Regions from separate parts of the Homo sapiens genome. Here region 2 is linked to region 1. Evidence: read pairs that join two places in POLR2A ChIA-PET (ENCODE). Cell type or tissue: PC-3. All regions are shown on one strand. Each heading gives the region's core, and the rest is flanking DNA. Links, peaks and the distances in the headings are about the cores only. Region 1 has its middle 530 kb from the start of TLL1. Region 2 overlaps TLL1 (tolloid like 1).

Region 1 (12,248 bases), core at 2,651-10,650:
TAGTCCTATATTTATTCATTTAATTGTTTAACCATATTAAAATATGTTCTTATATGTTCCATTACAGTAGTTTTAGTCCTTTTTGGGGGTGGGGGAAGTAGTGTTGCCAGGGTTTTTTTTTTTTCTTTTTCTAGTTTCAGGAGTTACCAATTTATCTTCCTTTTGTCATTTTAATTAATATAACTACTTAAGCTTTGTATTTTTCAATGATCATTGATGTAATTACATTTCATAGATTATGATATTGGCATGTTTATTATCATTTGTCATTAAACAGTCTGCAATTTTGCTTCTTCTCTGGGCACAAGCATTATTTAGCGTAATAGCATTGATTTTCTGTAGGAGGAATATTTTAGTTTTTATTTTGTTATTTTTAGTTTTTATTATATTCTAATTAAAATAGTATTTGTCTTACTATGTAGCTTATAGTGTTTTTATCTAACACATAATGAATTTTTATAAATGCAATATGATTACTTAAGAATATGGTGCATTTTCCTTTATCAAGCTCTAAATAGCAAACTATACCCTGTAGTTCTATATTAATAATTATGCTAACAAGCGATGTTCTTATATTTGCTATCTTATTTTAAAATTTTGTCCATTTGACTTAGTCTTTGGCTGAGAATAGTTTTTTTATCACTTAGTTTTCATAATTTCTATTTCTACTTATTTATTCCCCAATTTTCTGTAGTTCCTGCTTTACAAAGGAGATTTCTACCTTATTTCGCTTGACAAATACAACTTCTTGCATGTTTTTCCTGTAATCTATGGTCTTTGGATTATCTAATGCAATGCTCTTCTCTGTGTCAGTAGAAAATTTTGTCTTAAATTCTATTATGTCTTTTATTAGAGTTATACCTTATGTGAACAAAAAGTGTTGAATTATTGAATGAAACACACACAAATAACAAATCTTACCATAACCAGACATTTCTAATGATTCAAACAATACAGGTAATCACAGGCTAAGCATTCTTTTCTTGGAGAAGTTCTATAGTACCCATTAATTCCTTTTTTCCCTGTAATAGGATATATCGTGGCTTTAGCTTTCACAGAGATTTGCTATGATTGATGAATGCGGAAAATTGCATACAGGGAGCCACTTATTCTGGAGCGTCCCCATTTTATACAAAGCATAATTAGTATCAATTAGACACTTTGTGTGGCTATATCCTTTCTACAGACAAGGGTGCCTCATAAATCCACAAAATTCAGTTCTGCTAACTATAAACAATACAGATAGACCAGAAATATCCACTCTAATAATTATGCATAGCAGTTTAAGTTCTTACATTACAAATGAATAATAAAATCAGGTGAGTATTTCAATTAAGAAAGATGATTATTTTTAGACTACATAAGTGCTCAAAAAGTTGTGAATTAACTTATCTATGAAGACATTGATTGAGAACAGAATCTTGTTAGTGCTTTTTAAAATACAGAATTCAGATATGCTTAAAACTATAAGCACATTGTTGGACACCAAAGATAATAATAATTAATATAGACAGGGAAATTGAACTTTAGAGAACATACATATTTTTGTTCGTACCAAATTTTTACATCTGAATGTAGCTAAGAGCAATTAATACATTTATTCCTTTTAAAAATGTAAACTTAACTTTATTTTGTGCTACAACCTTGTTGTTTTTTAAGGGGAGGGAATATTTACCATCTTTCACATTTCAGGTACTACGACACACACAACAAGTTTCAAAATAGCAGTGAGTATTTAACATAGATTTTTGAAAAATGTATTCCAGGGAAAGTTAATGGTATATAAGTTTGTAAAACTATAAGAAGCCTAATATAAACTCACTCCAAAACTCTTAGATTCTTCTTCTAATGTACAAGTTATTAAATTTTAAATTAAAACCCATCTCTTCATTTTGTTTTCTTATTAATACTAATATTACAAAATATAATAATTTAGTACTTTTTTTAATGAGGGGGGACAGTTTTATTTTTCCTCACATATACTAAATATGTAATTTCCTTAGAATATTAGGAATTCAATATCAATTAAAATTTTATGATCATACTGCTATTTAAAAATTTTTAATTGTGATAAAATACATAGAACATAAAATGTACCACCTTAACTATCTTCAAATGTATAGTTTGGTGGCATTAAGTATAGTTTGGTGGCATTCACATTGTTTTGCTATCATCACTAGCATTCATCCACAGAACTCTTCATCTTGGAAAAATACAACTTTTACCTATTAAACAACAACTTCCCAACCTTTGTCTCTCTAGTCCCTGGCCACCAATATTCTACTTTTTGCCCCTATTAATTTAACTACTCTAGGTGCTGCTTATAAGTGGAATCATACAGCATTTATGTCTTTATGACTGGCTTATTTCACTTAGCACACTGTCCTTAAAATTCATGTATGTTGTAGTATGTGTCAAAATTTCTTTTAAGACTGAATAATATCCCATTGTACATATATACCAAATTTTGTTTACCTATACCTATTGATTGACACTTGGATAATGTTATTATGAACAAGGGTTTACAAATCTCTTTCAGTCCTTATTTTCATCCCTTTTGGATATATACCCAGAAGTAAAATTGCCTGATCTTATGGTAATTCTATTTTTAATTATTTAAGGAACTTCCTTTTACTTTTCCTATAGTGACTACATGGTTTTACATTCCCACCTGCACTGCACAAAGGGTACAATTTCTCCACTTCCCACCAACAATTATTTTCTGGGTTTTTTTGTTTGTTTGCTTACTTGATTTCTTTTTGGTGTTTTTTGTTAGTTCCTTTGTTTAGAGTAGCTATTCTAATGGGTGTGAGGTCATATCTCATTGTGGTTTCAATTAGCATTTTGCTAATGATTAGTGATATTGAGCATCTTTTCATGTGTTTATTGGTGATTTGTTTATCTTCTTTAGACAAATATCTATTCAAGTTCTTTACCCATTTTTTAAAAATTGTATTGTCCATTTTTGTTGTTTTTTAAATTGTAGTTAGTTTTATACTCTCAATATTAACCCATTGTCAGATGTGTCCTTTGCAAATATTTTCTCCCATTCTTTGAGTTGCCTTTTCACTCTGTTGATGGTGCCCTGGGATGTATGGAAATTTTAATTTTTCTGTGGTTCAATTTGTTAATTTTCTTGCTTTGTTGCCTGTGCTTTTGGTGTCAAGTTTAAGACATTATTGTCAAATTCAGTGTCCTAAACTTTTATCCTATGTTTTCTTCTAAGAGTTTATAGTCTAAGCCCTTACATTTACCCTTTAATCAATTTTGATTTAATTTTGAGTGTGGGGTAAGTAAGGGTCCAACTTTATTCGTTTACATATAGCTATTCAGTTTTCCTGCACCGCTTGTTACAAAGACTGTCTTTTCCTCCATTGAATGGTCTTGGCACCCAAGTTTAAAATCACTTGACCATGTATGTGAGGGTATATTTCTGGAATATCTATTCTATTTCATTGGTCTATATGGAAGCCTTTATGCCTGCCCCACTACTCTGTTTTGATTGCTGTAGATTTACAATAAGTTTTGAAATCAGGAAATGTGAAACCTCCAAATTTATTCTTATTTTTCATAATTGTGTGTGTGACACCTTCTTTTTCAAGATTGTTTTAGGTATTTGGTGTCCCTTGAGATTTCAGGTGAATTTTAGGACGCATTTTTCTGTTTCTGCAAAAAACAAAAAACAAAACACACACACACACAAACATTGTTTGGTAGAGATTATACTGAATATGTAGATCACTTTGATTAGTACTGACACCTTAACAATATTAAATTTTCTAAATCATAAATGTGGAATATCTTTTCATTTATTGGTGTCTTCTTTAATTACTTTGGCCAAAATTTTGGAATTTTCAGCATATAAGTCTTTCCTTTTCTTGGTTAGACTTATTCCTAAGAATTTTTATTAACTATCATCTATCTATTCATTTTTGAGACGGTGTCTCACTCTGTCGCCCAGGCTGGAGTGCAGTGGTGTGATCTCGGCTCACTGCAAGCTCCACCTCCTGGGTTCATGCCATTCTCCTGCCTCAGCCTCCTGAGTAACTGGGACTACAGGTGCCCGCCACCACGCCCGGCTAATTTTTTGTGTTTTCAGTAGAGATGGGGTTTCACCGTGTTAGCCAGGATGGTCTCGATCTCCTGGTGATCTGCCCGCCTTGGCTTCCAAGGTGCTGGGGTTACAGGCGTGAGCCACTGCTCCCGGCCAGAATTTTTATTATTTTTGATGTTACTGTAAATGAAATTGTTTTCTTAATTTTACTTTTGAAATGTTCATGTTAGTTTATAGAAACACAACTGATTTCTATGCACTGATTTTGTATCCTATGACTTAGCTAAATTCATTTACTAAATAGTAATTTAATTTACTAAATTAAATAATTTAGTTTCTGTGTGGAATCTTTAAAATTTTTTACATATAAGATCATGTTATCTGTGAGCAGACATAATTGTATTTCTCCCTTTCCAATTTGAATGCTTTGATGAAGTTGTTTTAATTTAAATATCATTAGTTAAAGTAGCAAGTCCTTTAATTTATCTTTAGAAGTTACATTCAATTTAAGATAAACACAAGGCAACAAAACAGAAAAATATTTTATCCAGACTTAACATCCACTTTGAAAAAATTATCATACTCCCATGAGCTTAGTTCCTAAAATAATTAATTTGTCATTTAAAAAATCTCTGCTTTTACTAGTGTATGTGAAATGTTCATAGCTGCCCTCTGCCCCACACATAAACATTGAAACTGAAACATCCCTCAATATTTAAGATGGTTTATACTCTAAATGAGCTACCTGGCCTAAACTACGTTAACTTTTTTAATATATTATTTAAAGATGTGGAAAAGACTATAAGTGCAATACTTTGCAAAGTGTATTATTTTCTTCCTGCTCCAATTTAGGTCAGGTTTCCTCCAAAAAAATTGATAAATATTTAGGACTTAAGCAAGGCAATTATCACTTCTCAGCCTTTTGCCTAAGATCAAGTGAAGTAAAGCACTTGTCAATGGTGACCCCCGAATGAACCTATATTTTCTACATTTGTTTCAGCAGGGAATACAGTAGTGCTTCTCTGTCATCTCTAAAAATATATACTATTTTTATCATGGAAATTTTATGACCATTTTATCAAATAATACACATTTGTATATGAGATTTATGCCTTTGAAGTGTGAGAAGGACATGCTAAGCAGTGAATTTGTACCTGCAGTTTGCATGAATCCTTTTTAATATGTGTGAACAACTGATACATAGAACAGGATTAATTAACTATACAAATTAATTCAATCCATACTTATTTTAATTTTTCACTAATAGGACTATCAAGAATTTTTCCTACAGATACATTAGCATGAGTATGCAAAGATATATATACATACAAACCTATGTGCATAAAGAATATTTCTGCAACTCTGTTTAAGATTCCAATGTTTTGAAACAGCCCAATAAGTAATAATCATCAATAAATTAATATCTATAAAAATGAATATTTATATATTAAAAAGAGTATGTGATAGCTATTGTTAATTTTAAAACACTTCAGAAAATATGCATTGAATGATCGCCTTTTCTAAAAAAAAATATATGTTCTTGTCCATCTAAATGCTACCTACTTGTGTATTAGCATCAATATGATATTGCTTTAAGAAACAAAAGTCTTAGATGCATAAAAGCTTTTAATATAGTTACCTCTAAGGAAGAGTTTTGGTGTGAAAATATTTAGAAAAAGTTATTATAATTTGGATAACTTAAATTATATAAAATTTTAATAATTTAAAATATAGCTTTTTAATATATTTTCTTTCTGCTGTTGCTGATGCTACGTATGAGGACAAGACCTACATATACACAGATATGAGTATAAATCCACTTGAAATGAATTTTAAAGCATTTATTATACAATTCTGGTAAAGTCTATGAATAAGCTTAATGTAAGAAATACATTCTCAGGCAAATAGTCATGACATTTTTTAAAAAGAAAACATTACAAAAACAAATGTACCATGAGTAAATTTGTATCAGGTCTCTGTTCTATCCTGGATTTAAAAGGATCATTAACTTCATTGCAGAATGTAAGCAGGTGGTGCGTAGAAAGAACCCCATATATCAAGAATAAACATTTTAAAATATATGAGTCCATTGAGGTTCCTTGTGTAAACATCGTGTGCAAGGAGCTAGAAAAGTAAATTTAGTTATTTGATTTGTGTTTGCAGCTAACCAGGTGGTGCAGCTAGACTTTTGTCCTGAAAGACAACAGTTTTCTGCTCCCGTCTCCTTTGCAGCATACACAAGCTAAAGTGACAGCCTGATGATTTCTGCCTGTGGCTCAGCCCTGACGATCTTCAGATCCTAACTCCTTCATAGTGTTAAGAAAACTTCTAACCCCTGTACTCTACTCTGAGGACTATCATTTAGCTGTATGTTTGCTACATTTAAGCAGTGGTATGCCGCAGGGAAAAGAGATCCCAGCCAGCCCTGATTTGCAGTGTTGCATTGTAAGTGCTCCCACCTGGCTGCTTTCAAGCTACCAATGTGCTGTCTCTGGATAAATATGGAGTTGGGAAAAGGTGTCAATAATCAGCTCTCATAAGCCATTGCAACCTGGCTCCAGCACATCACTGATTTAAGACACATTTAGTCTCTATTTGCTTCTTTATACAACATGAAACTATAATTTTGTTACATTCTTAAAATGACTTTTTATTACATACGCTACACATGCACACACACCCATACAAGTTTGTGTATCTATGTGTGTATATTTGTATATGTGTGTGTATCTATCTCTCCATATATATATATACACACACACACATATATATACATATGTATAGATGCATTTTTCCATCCTTTTCTTATTCCACAATGATATGATGACTGGTGATATTCTAGGAAGAGGTTGATGAGAAAAGCTTGGTCCCAAAATGAAGATGACATGCAGCAGGGCCACACCTGAGTCACAGTGGACTGTGTTCTGTGTTATGAGCAAAATACAAGCCTTTGTTGTTGCAAGCAACTGGTTTTGGGGAGTCATATGTTACCCCTACATAATTTACCACATCATATGTAAGATACGGTCTCTGTGACCTAATGGAGTGGCCTGAGGAAGCATGACAGCCTGACAATGACAGAAATTCAGGTTAAAATATACTAGTTGGAGGAAATAATCTTTTCAAAATTGGTTCAAAAAATGTTTGGCAGTGTAGTCCCTTGTATTTTGAAATATACCTTTCTCCTAGTTACGTAACTGGGAATTCGAAATAACAGTGACACCTTACAATGCATTTTTACGTACGTAAGAAGTTATTCTCATAAAGGGCTTTATATTGCGATCCCAGCTCAAGTAAACATTTATGAACAAATCAGCTAACCTTAGTCTTCTTTCTAAAGCACCTCTGAATGAGGTACGATATGCAATCTTTACTTAAGTCATCATAATCCCTTTTACAACAAGAAGTCTAATGCATAAAACAGACTTAAATGTACTGCTGATGTTTCATCAAGATGAGCCATAAAATAATTATCCTAATGTCAATGCTTTCTCTTATAAAAACCTAAGATCAGTCTTCCATTGCCTGCCATTCCTTGTTTTAACCTAGCCCTTTGCAACTTTTGAATGATTGGGGTAGGGAGGGTGTTGCAGACCTTGCTACATTTCAAAAGGAATCACCAAAGCTTCCTAAAGTGCCTCACAATTCCTGTCATAACTATGACATGATACATACAGGCATATTGAACGTGGCTGTCCTCCCAGCTTCCCTCATTTGGCTCCCTTCTTAGAGTCTTTGTCAGTCCCTTATGCTATCTCCCCATTTTGGTTTCACTAATGTCTAGTGCATTTTAAAAAAAAAAAAACAAAAAACCTTCATTAAACATTTTTTAAAGGGTTTTCTCCTTAGTTCTACCAAATCTGTAGTTCAATTGTTGTAAAAGCAGTGAGGGATAGTGAAACTTACCTGGGGATCTTTATCCAATTACACAAATCTTTAAATTATTCCCAAATTTCTGAAGTGATATCACTATATTACACAGAGTTACTAGGTGTAGATGAAGAATCAGATGAAATTAGGAAAAAATTTCCCAGGTGATTTTGGTATGCCCATTTTTCACGTCACTGCACCCCTCACTGCCATCGTCCTTTGGGAATCACGAGTGTTTTAATTCTGTATTTCCCAAACTTGGTTACATCAAAATCACATGAAGAGTTGAAAAACAAGAGCAACAACGAAATCAAAAACTCAAAACAATGTTTAGGCTCACTGTGATGTACTAAATTTCAGTCTCTGGAGTTGAGGCTGGAAACCTGGACTGTGAATAGCTTACAACTAATTCTGATGTAGATTCACTACTTTTAATTATCTCTGTCCCCCCAGGAAAACAACTGGGTAAAATCTCACACTCTGCCATCTTTGACTGAAGGTCTTGAAGTCTCAATTTCAGAGCTGTGGTGGGAATCACTTCTAACTAAGTCTTTTATCACATCTCCCTCTCTGACTGTGACTCTTCCACATTTAAGGATTTCTGATTTCATTGGATCCACTTGAATAATCCATGATAATCTCACTATTTTCAAGTCAGCTGATTAGCAAATTAATTTCCATGTGCAAACTTAATTCTCCTTTGCCATGTAACCTATTTACAGGTATTGGTGACTAGGACATGGAAACCTTTGATGTCCACTATTCTTCCTATCACACTCCTTATAAAATGGATAAAGATTATTTTTTAAAATTTTGTTATGTGTGTGTACCAATGTGTGTCTGTGTGTGTGTGTGGGGGGGGTGTGTGTGTCCATGTCCTGGTACAAAACATAATTCTTACTACGGGTACTAAACAAAACCAAACAACAGCAAATACATCTATTGATCAACCTACCTACCTATCTGTCTATCATTTACCTTTCTATTTTTCTGTCTATCTGTATATGTAGAAAACAACTGATGGCTGAAACTGGATCCCTTCCTTACACCTTATACAAAAATTAATTCAAGATGGATTAAAGACTTAAATGTTAGACCTAAAACCATAAAAACCCTAGAAGAAAACCTAGGCAATACCATTCAGGACATAGGCATGGGCAAGGACTTCATGTCTAAAACACCAAAAGCAATGGCAACAAAAACCAAAATTGACAAATGGGATCTAATTAAACTAAAGAGCTTCTGCACAGCAAAAGAAACTACCATCAGAGTGAACAGGCAACCTACAGAATGGGAGAAAATTTTTGCAACCTACTCATCTGACAAAGGGCTAATATCCAGAATCTACAATGAACTCAAAGAAATTTACAAGAAAAAAAAAACCTATCAAAAAGTGGGCGAAGGATATGAACAGACACTTCTCAAAAGAAGACATTTATGCAGCCAAAAGACACATGAAAAAATGCTCATCATCACTGGCCATCAGAGAAATGCAAATCAAAACCACAATGAGATACCATCTCACACCAGTTAGAATGGCAATCATTAAAAAGTCAGGAAACAACAGGTGCTGGAGAGGATGTGGAGAAATAGGAACACTTTTACACTGCTGGTGGGACTGTAAACTAGTTCAACCATTGTGGAAGTCAGTGTGGCGATTCCTCAGGGATCTAGAACTAGAAATACCATTTGACCCAGCCATCCCATTACTGGGTATATACCCAAAGGATTATAAATCATGCTGCTATAAAGACACATGCACACGTATGTTTATTGCGGTGCTGTTCACAATAGCAAAGACTTGGAACCAACCCAAATGTCCAACAATGATAGACTGGATTAAGAAAATGTGGCACATATACACCATGGAATACTATGCAGCCATAAAAAATGATGAGTTCATGTCCTTTGTAGGGACATAGATGAAGCTGGAAACCAATATTCTCAGCAAACTATCGCAAGGACAAAAAACCAAACACCGCATGTTCTCAGTCATAGGTGGGAATTGAACAATGAGAACACACGGACACAGGAAGGGGGAACATCACACACTGGAGACTGTTGTGGGGTGTGGGGAGCAGGGAGGGATAGCATTAGGAGATATACCTAATGCTAAATGACCAGTTAATGGGTGCAGCACAGCAAAATGGCACATGTATACACATGTAACAAACCTGCACATTGTGCACATGTACCCTAAAACTTAAAGTATAATAATAATAAAATTAAAAAATAATAAATAAAATAAAATAGGTTTTGGAAAGACTTACATTTCAAAAAAAAAAAAAAAGAAAACCACGAGGGTATTATTTTAACCTTTTGCTTTCTATCTTCACATCTAGGTTTTTTCTGAAGAAAAAAAAATTTGTTAATTCAGTTTCAGAAGTAGTGTGAAATAATACAGTCTTCTTTAATATGATAGTCTATATATAGTAAAACATGTCTACTATATGTAATTTATAAAATTCTATTTTTAAATAGATTACAAATAGTTCTTAAACTGATTTACCCTTGAATTCGGAAATTAAAAGCAAAACAAATTTAATTTCAAATTGATTTGGGGTTGTATGTAATGTGAAATCATTTGAAAACATTAGAATTAATATTTTAATGGGAAGAAATAAATACATTTAATACCACATACGTATTAGTTAATAAAAATGTGTTTTCCAGTGATGAAGACAAAATTGAAACCATCAAGAACATAAGTTTTATTATTTACTACAGGGACCCATTCCATTTTTATTTTATTATGTATCACTAGATTCAAAAGAAAGTTACTATGTGGATAAATACAAAGGAAAAAATAATTTGCGTCACATGATGAACAAATTTTCAACAGTTACCAAAAAATATCCAAATTTGATATTTTCAAGTAAATATTATTTTGTAAACTCTGAATAAAATTAAAGTTATAAACCATGGAATACTGACATTCAACTGGTATGCCAGGTTGTCTGGTAAACCTCAAACCCTTCACAGGTTTCTTGTCAAAGAGCTCCATATGTAAAAGTTAGTTTTGGTATAATTAAGTTTATATACTCTTAGAGTTTAATTGATCATAGAAAATATGAACCATGCTGTGATATTAAAAGGTGTACAATTTGCTGCTGACAATAGTTGGCAGAACTTACATCTTAAAATGATTGAGCACTTACTGAAATGTTAAGAAAATTTGTCATTCATGTGCTTAAACCTTAAGCATTTTCTCACAAATGACAACAAAAAGGCAAATAATGTTTAAAGAAAAACTGTGAACTGAACACAAATTAATCAATGTGTAATATAGATTTAATTTAATCATAATTGCTAACTTGTTTAACTCTATTTCTTCCTTGAATTCTCTTCAAGGTGCCACCAGAGAGTCTTATTTACTTGGGAAAACAAAATGTGTTGCAAATAGCAAGCGGTGGGAAATCAAAGGCAGAAATGCTAATATTCAGTTCAGAGAATGGGGAAAAGTCACATATAGAAGTATGTTTCTATCTACAATCTGTAAGTCCTATCACTGACTTTCATATAAGGCCAGCAATTAGGACAGTAATAAAATTCTCTTTTTCATTCTGGCTGAGATTTAACTACTTCAGTTAACTTTGGAAGCACAGCCATTCCATGGCTGAAATATCTGTTGAATTACCAGTGTTGTTGCTTTATGCTGTTGAGTCTAAGGAACCCATAAGCCAAAGAGAAACTGCACACAAATGCCAATTTGACATCTATAGTAAGAATTTAGCGCCAAATATGTTAAGGGCTGCCCATTTAGTAGTAGCTCGCGTTTATTTGGAAATTGCTTTGCCAAGATCTATGTAAGGTGATTAATGTACATTGTCATTTAATTTTCACAGAACTATTTTTACTAGCATTTTGGAGATGAGAGAAAAGGAAAAAGTAGACTTTATTCTTTTTACATACTCATGATGAAGACTGGATCAAGATTTGAAAACAAGAACTGAGAAAAAAATTGTTACATTTTGATCATTATGCTATCCTAAAGTGTAATCCAAGTATGCTAAAAATAGAGTACATATAGTTCTTAAATCTGCTTTACCTTTTAATTCAGGTATTGAATGGATGTAGTTGTCTTTCTTTTTTTATTTTCAGCTTTATTGAGATATAATTCACAAATAAAATTGTGTATTTTACAGTGCACGACATAATCTTTTGCTATACACACACATTATGAAATAATTACAATCAAGCTTGTTAACATATCATCTCACATTGTTACCTTGTGTGTGTGGCGACAGTACTTAAAACCTACTCTCTCAGCAACTTCCAAGTATACAATACAGTATTATTAACTGTAGTCATCATGCTCTACTTA
Region 2 (12,248 bases), core at 2,293-10,292, 490 kb after region 1:
CTGGTCATTTTTTGTATTTTTTGTAGAGATAGGGTTGCACCATGTTGCCAAGGCTGGTTGCGAGCCCCTGATCTCAAGCAGTCCACCTGTGTTAGCCTCCCAAAGTGCTGGGATTACAGGTGTGAACCACGGTGCCCAGCCTACACTGCCTTCTTGTAGTACCTAAACTTCCCCAGTGGATGCTATAAATAATTATAAACTAAAATATAACTGTCTTACATAGTATCTCAGTTTAAATGGCTATTAAGAGACAGCTGTTAAATTGTATAACAGCAAATTAAGGGCAATATGCAGAATGGAAAGGCTCAGTGATATAGGATTCTGTTTTGCAACACAGCACTTACATATTTTCAACTAGACCTTCATACCTAAAAAGGATCAGCTTTGCCCTGAATTTCTCAAGTGAGTAAGCTACATATCATTGATTTGGTTTAAGAGTTCTTTCTAATTAAACCGTATTTCAAAAACTAACATATATATGCTGTCTCTGAGAAACAGTATGAGATACCAAACAAAAACACTCAGCTCTGAGAAGGCCTTCTCTCACAATAAAATCAGACAACATTCAGCAACATAAGGATATAAACTATGTTTCCAGAACCTATTGAGATTCTTAGAATTTCAGAGACATGTATTAAAGATTCATTGAGTTAATAAGCATAAATAATTTCATTTTCACAGAAGACTTTAATTATAACAAACTATCATGTACTAAGGGAGTTTTGTTGGTGTTTTTTTAAGTCAATGATCTGGACTTGTTATTTAAATAAGAAAAGTATCCATTGGGAAATTGGCCGAAATCTCTTATTTCAAAAACTGCTTGGAATAAACACGTAATTGCTTCATAGTTCATGTGGCATGGTGATGATTTTTTCAAATATTTGCTGGTGAACTCCAATGCATAATTAAGGTATTTTATATTTGATTAAAGAAGAAAAATGAGAAAAAGAAAACAGCTCAATCCAAAAGCTTTTTTTTTTTCTTTCTATGGTAAGATAAGCACCTCTATGGGAAATGTAATTTCAAATGTAATTTTCTATGATGTGTTTACACAACAGTAAGTATAAACAGATACTTTTTTTAAGGGAATAGAATGCAGTCTTGTTATAATTATCTCTCAATAAAAAAGTTCCTAATCAAGATACCCTGACAGAACGATACCGGAGTCCCTAACTTCTCACATTCTATTGAACAACTATGGAACGAGGAGGAAATCGACTTGGCAACCTGCTTCCAGTAAAGCTATCACATGGGCAGGGATTCTAATCAGGCTGTGCCTGAAAGCGCTCTTTTCAATGTAGATTTCCAGATTCCAATCCAAGCAACTGGTTTTGCACTTCTGATGTGTACTTTAGAGTCTTTAATTTTAAGAAATTTCTCCAGGTGCTTCTAATACTCTGGCAGGTTTGAGAGCTGTTCACATGGGTCACGGACACTGAGTAGGAAACCAGAACCGTAAGCAAACCAAATCAAGTTTTAGAATGAAAAGTAGGAAGCAACAAAGGAGTGGATCAGATCTGAGAGGGCTCCGTGGCTGACAATGAAGACAGAAGTGGAAGTCAGACACTCAAGCTGGACATCTGAATAACACAGTGTGTTAAGACCAGGAACGCAGTCAGGAAACTAGGTGTATGGGTCCCTAGATTGTTGAACAAGGCAACAGTGCTTCCAACAGAAAGACTATTGTCTTATTTTCTGGCTCCAGGGACAACACCATGTTTAAGAACACCATTACTTTGGGAGGCCGAGGCAGACAGATCATGAGGTCAGGAGATCGAGACCATCCTGGCTAACATGGTGAAACCTCGTCTCTACTAAAAATACAAAAAATTAGCCGGGCATGGTGGCGGGTGCCTGTAGTCCCAGCTACTCGGGAGGCTGAGGCAGGAGAATGGCGTGAACCCGGGAGGCAGAGCTTGCAGTGAGCCAAGATCATGCCACTGCACTCCAGCCTAGGCGACAGAGCGAGACTCTGTCTCAAAAAACGAAACAAAACAAAACAAAAAAACACCATTGACTTAATTTTTCCTGTAGCACGAAGAAATACTGTCACATTAAACAGACCCATTAATTACAAGACATTTGGGTTTCAGAAACATTCAAGCTGGGGCAATGCATTTTATGAATGAAATACATGAAGGTAGGGTTATATCAATACGAGACACAGGAAGAACATTGAGCAGTTTACTTAGTTAACTAAAAAAGTTAACTTGAAAATTAAAAAAAGGGGGTTCAGAAATGAGGGCACTTGACAAAAATCAAGCAGATTCTGGTTTCTCTCTTTGTAAACCAAAATAAATCACTGCTTTCCTATATCAAGGAAGTCGTTTACCACCAAAAAGACTGAGACAGCAGATGTATTTAGTGATTACGATTTTAGGCTTAGACTATTCTCATCATCAAAGATATGAATCAACCTAAGTGTTCCTTAATGCATGAATGGATAAGGAAAATGTGGTATATATACACGATGAAATACTATTCAGCCATAAAAAAGAATGAAATCACATCATTTGCAGCAACATGGATGGAACTGGAGATCATTATGTTAAGTGTAATAAGTCCAGCCCAGAAAGACAAATATTGCATGTACTCACTCACATGCGGGAGCTAAAAAAAAGTTGATCTTATGGAGGTAGAGAGTAGAATAATAATTATCAGAGACTGGGAAGAACGTGGGTGTGAGAGGGATGAATAGAGATTGGTTAATGGGCAACAAAACACAGTTAGATAGAAGGAATAAGTTCTAGTGTTTGATAGTAGAGTAGGGTGACTATAGATAATAATAACACATTATATATCTCAAAATAGCTAGAAATGAGGACTTGAAATGCTCTCCACACATAGAAATGATAAATGCTCAAAGTGATGGATATCCTAAATGCCCCAACTTGATCATTACACATTCTATTCATGTAACAAAATATCACATGTACCCCACAAATATGTACCAATATTATGTGTCTATCAACAAACAAAGATTTTAGGCATAGTACTCAGGCTTGGGTTTCATCACTTGGCAGCTATATAATCATGGGCATGTTACTTAATCTTGATAAGCCCCAGTGTTCTCATGTGTAAAATTGGATAATGGGCTATAACAACATTAACTAATTCAAGTGATGGGCGTAGTTATTTGACATAATGCATTGTTTTATTAAATTACTTAGTACTGGTGCAAATTCCAGTTTTAGCCTTATAGTGTTATCAGAGCATTTCAGTTAACTGATTTTCATGAAAACATCAGTGCAAAGATTGTCTTCTATACACTAGTTACAAAAGGGCCCCACATCTTGAAATGTGTGGCTCTACATAGGATGACAAGATGCCAGAGATGGAATTGGTTTTAGGGACTCTTGAAAATTCCCTAATTTTATAGCAGAAGAAATTAAGATTTAGGAATCAATGGATATGAGCCACATTTTTCTACTGGTGTCTAGAAATTGCTTAATTGAATTCTGTCTTACAGTTTTTCCCATTTTCAATTTTTGATGAAACTAAAAAAATGTAGCACATACACATTATTAATAATTCAAATAATAATGAAGAGGAAAGTAAAAAACCCTCCATTTGTTGCCCCCTCTAAGCTCATCTGCTCCCAAGAAGTTACTCCTGTATCTAGGCATCCTCCCAGGCCTTTTTAATGAGCTTACAAATCCATCCTGTAAGAAAGTCATGTTCTCAGAAACACACTAAGCCTTAAGAAACTGGCTTCCAGGCTTTCCGAAAGTGAAACAGCCAGGACTGGTATCCAAGTTTCCTGATTCTCAGCTAGTGCTTTTCACCACAGCGTGATTCCTCCTGTCCTTGTAGATCATGCTTCTGTTTGGGTTCCAAGTGTTCTCTTATTTTCCTTAATGGCAGCTCCTTTTCTCTAGTTTCTTCTGGCCTCTGTTTCCTGCTTATAAAATATATCATTCTAGAAATTTATAAAGATCTTTGTCAGTAGGTATTTGGGGAAAAAAACTGTGCTACTATTACTTGCAAAACTACATGTAACCCTCTCACCTCTAGTCTCAGTTTCTTTATGTTAAAAATGAGGGTAATGATCCCTGTTACTTACTTCTCACTCTGCTGTTATGAGAACTAAGTAACGGCTTAATCCCATAAATAAAAATGTTTGATCACTATAGTGTTTTATTATGGACTTTTCTTGAACAATTCAATGCCTATCATACCATGAGGCCCACAGCATGGTCTACAGACAAAACTCACTAGGTTGCTTTGAAGTTATGTTTCAACAAACCCTTATAGCTTTTCCCACATTCAGTGGCCTCACTTCAGCTCATTCTAAAGCAACTGCATAAGTATCGGGCTCCTTACTGGTTCCTCCTCATCTCCAAGAACTCAAAACGCTGAAATGTCCCAGACCTAAGTCCTTGGAACTCTTTTCTTTATCTACAATCATTCCCCTAGTGATGCCACCTAATCTTACCACTACAAACATCACCTGCATTCTGACGGCTTCTAAATTCATGACTCTCCTCTGAACTTTAAATCTGTGTCCACTTGCCTACTTGAACTTACCGTTTGAATGTTTAATTGGCATCTCAACTCTACAGGTCTAAGTCAACCCTGGCCTCCTCATTTCTTAGTTGTTTCCCATCTCATTCAACCATAATTTTATACTTCCAGTTGCTCAAGTTTTAAACTTTGGAGCCGTTCTTTTCTTTTTTCTTTTTTTTTGAGACGGAGTCTTACTCTGTCACCCAGACTGGAGTGCAGTGGCACGATCTCTGCTCACTGAAACCTCTGCCTTCTGGGTTCAAGTGGTTGTCCTGCCTCAGCCTCCCGAGTAGATGGGATTATAGGCACACCCGGCTAATTTTTGTATTCTTAGTAGAGATGGGGTTTCACCATGTTGGCCAGGTTGGTCTCAAACTCCTGACCTCAAGTGATCAGCCTGCCTCGGCCTCCTAAAGTGCTGGGATTACAGGCATGAGCCATTCTTGTTTCCTCCTCTTCAAGCCCTACAATCAGTTCATCAACATATCCAGTTGGCTCTACCTTCAAAATACATCCAGAATCCATATACTTCCCTCCATAACTAACACTTTGGCCTGTGCCACAACCATGCCTGGCCTGGATTACTGCAAGGGTTTACTCACAGTCTCTCCTGCCTCTGTGCTTGACCTACCCCTTCCCATCACAGGTATTTTCTCAGCCATTTAAAAAGCTAAAAGTTGAGTCCCTCTCTGACTCTGTATCTCCAACCTCCTTTACCTGAATTCCATGCAGACTGCTATTAGTTTAGTGTTTTCCACGCTTCCCTTTTTTTTTTTTTTTTTTTGAGACAGGGTCTCACTCTGTCACCCAGGCTGCTGGAGTACAGTACAACCATGGCTCACTACAGCCTTTCACTTCCAGGCTCAGGTGATCCTCTCACCTCAGTCTCCTGAGTAGCTGGGACTACAGGCAAATGTCACCGCACCTGGATAATTTTTAGTACAGATGGGGTTTCTGCCATGTTGCCCAGGCTGGTCTTGAACTCCTGGGCTCAAGTGATCCTCCTGCCTTGGCCTCCCAAAGTGCTGGGATGACAGGCATGAGCCACTGTGCCTGACCCATCCTTCTATTTAAGGGGTGCTACAATGCAAAACTTAGATGATCTGGAGTTGGAAGACCGGAGTATAAGTAGCACCTCCACCACTTACCAGCTGTGTAAGAAAGTCATTTAACTCTTCTAAATGTCAAATTATTTTTAAAATGAGAATAACAATTACTACTTATTCTATCAAGTTGCTGTAAAATCAAATTACATATTTGAAATTGCTTTGAAAAACATCAAGTGCCAGAGAAATATTTAGTATTCATTGTAATCTCATCCTTCCTGTCTACTCAAAACCCAGCTCACACCTATTGTGAAGCACTTCCGTGGTGAACTGGTAAAGAGTATCTCTTCCTTTACAGGCCTATAGCAGTGTTTGTTGGAAACATTTGTAATACTTTTTATCAATTGATATAATGAACAGGTATTTCAATATTAGAATGCTGCTTATCAGAAGTTTATAAAAGTGTCTTACAAGGCCAGAAGTGGTGGCTCACGCCTGCAATCCCAGCACTTTGGGAGGCCAAGGCGGGTGGATCACTTGAGGTCAGGAGTTCGAGACTGGCCTGGCCAACATGGTGAAAACCTGTCTCTACTAAAAACACAAAATTAGACGGGCGTGGTGTTGCGTGCCTGTAATCCCAGCTACTCGGGAGGCTGAGACAGGAGAATCGTTTGAACCTGGGAGGCAGAGGTTGCGGTGAGCCAAGATCATGCCATTGCACTCTAGCCTGGGCAACAAGATCAAAACTCCGTCTCAAAAAAAAAAAAAAAGGCTTGCATTAAATTAATCTTACTCTACGTTTTATTAAACTAATCTGTATACTTACTGTGTTACTCCTGACCAGACATACTCTCTTTGCAGGACAAGATGCCTTTTACAAGCTACCCTTTTAATTCCTCACATATTCCACACATACCTAGTAAAATAAAATACACACATTTTTGTAGCCATTGTGGCTATTTGGATTCAATGAACAGGCTATTTGGATTCAATGTATCATGATGAGCAAAATCATGCTTCCCATGTTAAAAGAAATGTCTACTATGGCCCTAAAAAACAAAAAAAAATATGGCTTGAGTCCAAAGACAGTCTTTTAACAAAAACATTACTATGACATACTCTTAAATATTTGTTCATGCTAAACTGGGGTCACAAGTGTAATCTTCATGAGGACAAACACAAAACTGTATGTTCTTAATTTTTAAACTTTTTTGAGACCATTGATATATGTATGTCAAAAACACAAACTGAAGTTTCAAGAAAAATAAGCAAGCTGTCAGAATCTCTTGAGCCTGTTTTGTTTCACATGTTTTAGTTGCAAACAATTACTGAAATAAATGTTGACTGATTTCTCTATTACAATGATGCAGAAAATATAAAACAGGTTTAAAGAAAAATCAGAGTTATGAAACTAAAAATTTGGAAATGATTCTGATTCCTTGGTGGAACAGTTCCTTGGATATGACACTGAACCAAAAAAAAAAAAAAAAAAACTGGAGAAATAAGCTGACAAAAGGATCTGTAGTCTACTATCCTATAAAATCACTACACTAAGATACAGGCCTAATTCAAAGAGACAATTTACTAAGAGTGAATAAAACCAAATATTAAAAGAATTGTCTACTCACAATTCTTTCATGGATGAGCCTGAAAAACTGCAATAATTAATCTCAAATTAATTAAATATATCTTATCTCCTTTCTTATAATTTAAATATTTCCAAGATTTTCACTAAACTGGTTGGTTGTATATTATAATTTCACTGTTTATTAAAATAGTTTGTATTTCCTCTATTTCTCCAAATGGAGCAGCAGTACAAGAAGCTATTAAAAGCCCAGGCTTGGAGTCAAGCCACTTTTGTTCAAATCCTAGCCCTTGTATTTCTTCACTTTGTGACAGGGAAGATTAACCTCTTTATGTCTCAGTTTCCTCACATGTTAAATTGGTATTGGAACAATATCTACCTTATAAGGTTATTAAGAGTATTAGAACTAATATTTTTACTTAACATATGACAAGAAGCTGGCACGTAGTGCATACTATGTGTTTGTTATTATTAATTTTAATTAACTAAGAGGTTAACATGCATTTTCTTAAAGGGCCGAAAAATAAATATTTCAGGCTTTCTAGAGGCTCACACTATCTATAGTGGCTGCACGTACTCAAATACGCTGTTGTAGCATAAAAGTAGCCATAGACAATACAAAATAGAATGAGCACAGCTATGTTCCAATAAAACTTTTTTTAATGAAACTTTTATTTGCCAAAACAGGCATCGGGCCTTAGTTTGCTGACTCCTGAATTATAATGTATACAAAACTGCTCCTATCCTAGAAATGAACTATGCCATTATGACTCTCAAAAGGCAAGCAGAATCATTCCTAGAACGTAATGATGGTATCTGCCTCAGCAGACATTTGTGGGGTGTCTCACGGTGAGGGACTGGGAAATGAGTCAGAAAAGCAACCGATGACGCTTTTCAAAAATAGATTAGGAATCCTAATGTTTGTTTTAACACATTCAGACACCTTCTCTTCACTTCAACCCCTAATCCTAACCAGTTCCAACATTATCACTCTTAATTGTTCTATGCTCACTTCAAAGTTGTATGTGATGCTAATTTCAACCAAATTTCACCTCTATAAAAGTAGGAGTGTGTGTAATTCCAGGGAGGAGGTGCAAGCAGGGCATGCCAGTAAACAGGAAGACAACAGGAGGAGAAGATGACGAGGTGAATAAGGCCCAGGAGATAAGATCTAAACAGGAGTCAACAGAAAATCACAATAACCAGGAAGAATTTAGTACACGAAATCCTTTGTGAATCAAGACATTATAATACAGGGCTAAAGGAAAGTTTAATATGAGTTTAATCTGATGAGGGAAATATTTAAATTTTTGTTCAATTAAAATCCAACATAAGTTGAATTTCAATCTTAACAGCTTTATTGAATAAAATCAACATAAAGTAATCCACGTTCTAACATGTACATTTTGTTTACTCATTCACCTAAGGATGGACATTTTGGTTGTTTCCAATTTGGGACTATTAGGTATAAAATTATTGTGAATAAAGGTTTGTAGGGACATATGCTTTCATTTCTCTTTGGTAAATGTATACGAATGGGATAGCTGGATCGCATAGCAGGTATAAGTTTAAATTCTTTAGGAATTGCCAAATAGTCTTCCAAAATTGTATTGCTTTACACTCCCACAGTATTGTATGAGCACTGCAGTTACTTCACTAACACTTGGTATTTATTATCAGGCATTTGGAGGGGTACTGGTCCAGTATTTTGTAAATTGCCCTTCATTTGCCTAATGGTCTGTCTATCTGAGACGTTCTAATAGGTTAAAGAAGTATCTCACTGTGGCTTTAATTTGCATTTTCCTCATGGCTGATGTTAAGCTTATTTCCATGTGCTTATTTTCCGTCCAATTTCTCTTTTTGATGAAGTATATTTGGTAAACCATTTAAATACATTGCTTATTTTTTATTAAGTTGCTAGTTTTCTTATTAGATTTTGAGACTTCTTTATAGGTTGCATATGCAAGTCTTCATCAAAGATGTGAATTGAAAAGATTTTCTTAAATCCGTGGCTCACATTTTCATTTATTGAAATAATTTGTGAAATTAGAAAATATTTGTTATTACACAGGAAAACAAAACATGGTGCTTTTATGAATTAAGAAGGAATTAATTAGCTGATAGATAAATCTACATATCAGAAAATATTCTACAATTTATAATTTATCATAGAATTATCTAAGGGTTCAAATGATTGACATCTTCATTTTGTCTCCTCTAATTCCTCCTTCTTCCCTGCCTGCTTATAAGGGGTACACACTTTGGGCAAAATATCCTGCCCTTCATATCGATAAAGTTTATCAAATTCACCTTCACAGAACTAAGAACAAATGCCAAGAGAGCTAGTGTAATGCCAAGACTGAACTAGTCAAACAAACAGGGACAGAAACAAAATTAGAAACCAAGAGACCTGAACACAGGTAGGAATGGATGAATGAGAAAACATGGCATTTTTCCAGGAATCATGAGGTAATAATCTTATTAGACTTCAGAGCAAGTAGTTGGCCGAGTAATCAATATAAGATTGTATTCATAGGCAAGTTCTTCCATTTTCTAGGAAACATTTCATGGATTTTAACTGTTCTAGACTCCAGAGCATAGAGAATGAAGGAAAACTCGACTGTAACATTAATACAGACTTTTTTGAAAAAGATGCCATATAAAAAAAAATTACAAAATAACAAAAGATATATGCAAAATTCTAACATATCAGCAACAAGAAACTAGCGTTTGTTAAACGTATAATATAAAAAGACTAAATGAGATTTTTTCCTGAAATATAATGGTGGTAAATGTATTTTATTTACTTTTATACCAAAAAAACCCTATATATTTTATGTATACCCCTTGATGAATTTGGAAGTAAGCATCCACCCATGAAACCTATGCCATAGATTATACCACAATATGTGCCATAAACCTCTTGTGATCACCAAGTGTCTTTCTGCCTTATTATTTATTATTATTATTTGTGTGTGTGTGTGTGTGTGTGTGTGTGTGTGATAAGAACTTAAGATCTAACCTCTGCTGGGCGCAGTGGCTTACGACGGTAATCCCAGCACTTTGGGAGGCCGAGGCAGGCAGATCACAAGGTCAGAAGTTTGAGACCAGCCTGATCAATATGGTGAAACCCCGTCTCTACTAAAAATACAAAAATTAGTGGGGCATGGTGGTACACACCTGTAGTCCCAGCTACTCAAGTGGCTAAGGCAGAAGAATCGCTTGAACCCAGGAGGCGCAGGTTGCAGTGAGCCAAGATTGTGCCACTGCACCCCAGCCTGGGCGACAGAGTGAGACTCCGTCTCAAAAAAAAAAAAAAAAAACAAGAAAAAGATCTACCCTTTTAGAAAAATTTTTAGTATACAATACAGTATTGTCACTTTCTTTGTTTTGTTTTTGAGACAGAGTCTTGCTCTGTTGTCCAGGCAGGAGTGCAATGGCACGATCTCGGCTCACTGCAACCTCCACCTCCTGGGTTCAAGCCATTCTCCTGCCTCAGCCTCCTGAGTAGCTGAGACCACGGGCATGCACCACCACACCCAGCTAATTTTTGTATTTTACTAGAGATGGGGTTTCCCCATGTTGGCCAGGCTGGCCCCAAACTCCTGACCTCAGGTGATCTGCGTGCCTCAGCCTCCCACAGTGCTGGGATTACAGGTGTGAGCCACCGCACCCGGCCTATTGTCACTTTCTTAAAAGTATCTTTTGATGAGCAGAACTTATTAATTTTGATGAGCAGAACTTAATTTTGATGAAGTATAATTTATCAATTATGCACAGTGTTGTTGGTATCTTAAATCGTTGCCCAACTGAAAGTCACAAACATTTTCTCCAATATTTTCTTAAACAAGTTTTAGAACTTTAGGTTTTACATCTAAGTCTGATTCATTTTGAATTAATGATTTATATGGTGCTGTATATGTATCAACATTTTGGGGGTAGGTTTTACACATAGATATCCAATTGTTCCAGCCTCATTTGTTGAAAAGACTATACTTGGTGTGTGGCTAGGAAGATGGCCTAATAGGAATAGCTCCAGTCTACAGCTCCCAGCAAGATCAATGCAGATGGTGGGTGATTTCTGCATTTCCAGCTGAGGTACACAGCTCATCTCACTGGGACTGGATGCAGCCCACGGAAGGCAAGCCAAAGCAGGGTGGGGCGTCGCCTCACCCAGGAAGCAGAAGGAGTCAGGGAACTCCCTCCCCTAGCCAAGGGAAGTCATGAAGGACCATGAGGTGAGGAACGGTGCATTCTGGCTCAAATACTGTGCTTTTCCCACAGTCTTTGCCTACCTGCAGATCAGAAGATTCCCTCAGGTGCCTACACCACAAGGGCCCTGGGTTTCAAGCACAAAACTGGGCAGCCATTTGAGCAGACACCAAGCTAGCTGCAGGAGGTTTTTTGTTTTGTTTTTGTTTTTTTGTTTTTTTGTTTTTTTTTCATAACCTGGTGGCACCTGGAACGCCAGTGAGACAGAACTGTTCACTCCCCTGGAAAGGGGGCTGAAGCCAGGGACCCAAGTGGTCTAGCTCAGCAGATCACACCCACATGGAGCACAGCAAGCTAAAATCCACTGGCTTGAAATTCTTGCTGCCAGCACAGCAGTCTAAAGTCAACCTGGGATGCTCAAGCTTCGTGGGGGGAGGGGCATCCACCATTACTGAGCTTAAGTAGTCGGTTTTCCCCTCACAGTGTAAACAAACATGCCCAGAAGTTCGAACTCGGCAGAACCCACCACAGCTCGGCAAAGCCACTGTAACCAGACTGCCTCTCTAGATTCCTCCTCTCTGGGCAGGGCATCTCTGAAAGAAAGCCAGCAGCCCCACTCAGGGGCTTATAGATAAAACTCCCATCTCCCTGGGACAGAGCACCTGGGGTAAGGGGTGGCTGTGGTTGCAGCTTTAGCAGACTTAAATGTTCCTGCCTGCCAGCTCTGAAGAGAGCCATGGATCTCCCAGAACAGCACTCCAGCTCTGCTAAGGAACAGACTGCCTCCTCAAGTGGGTCCCTGACCACTGTGCCTGCTTACTGGAGTCACCTCCCAGCAGGGTTCAACAGACACCTCATACAGGAGAGCTCAAGCTGGTATCTGGCTGGTGCCCCTCTGG

Evidence for each region. Peaks named below come from ENCODE experiments on the same cell type or tissue, not always from the same donor. Only the 100,000 strongest peaks of a DNase experiment are listed, where the experiment ranks them.
Region 2: POLR2A ChIA-PET joins it to region 1 with 5 read pairs; 1 of 35 experiments calls an interaction of 5 or more read pairs at or near these places.

The regions. Positions count from the first base shown.
Region 1 is chr4:166,394,698-166,406,945 of GRCh38, reverse strand. No RefSeq gene overlaps it. Among named protein-coding and RNA genes, the nearest start is that of TLL1, 530 kb to the right of the region's middle. RefSeq lists an enhancer at 3,568-3,737. In PC-3, for the core only: no CTCF peak of the experiment used is centred there; no DNase peak of the experiment used is centred there; H3K4me3 peaks cover 574 bases; H3K27ac peaks cover 511 bases.
Region 2 is chr4:165,901,625-165,913,872 of GRCh38, reverse strand. The region is part of intron 1 of TLL1 (tolloid like 1); the gene reads right to left. Among named protein-coding and RNA genes, the nearest start is that of TLL1, 35 kb to the right of the region's middle. In PC-3, for the core only: no CTCF peak of the experiment used is centred there; no DNase peak of the experiment used is centred there; H3K4me3 peaks cover 467 bases; H3K27ac peaks cover 1,649 bases.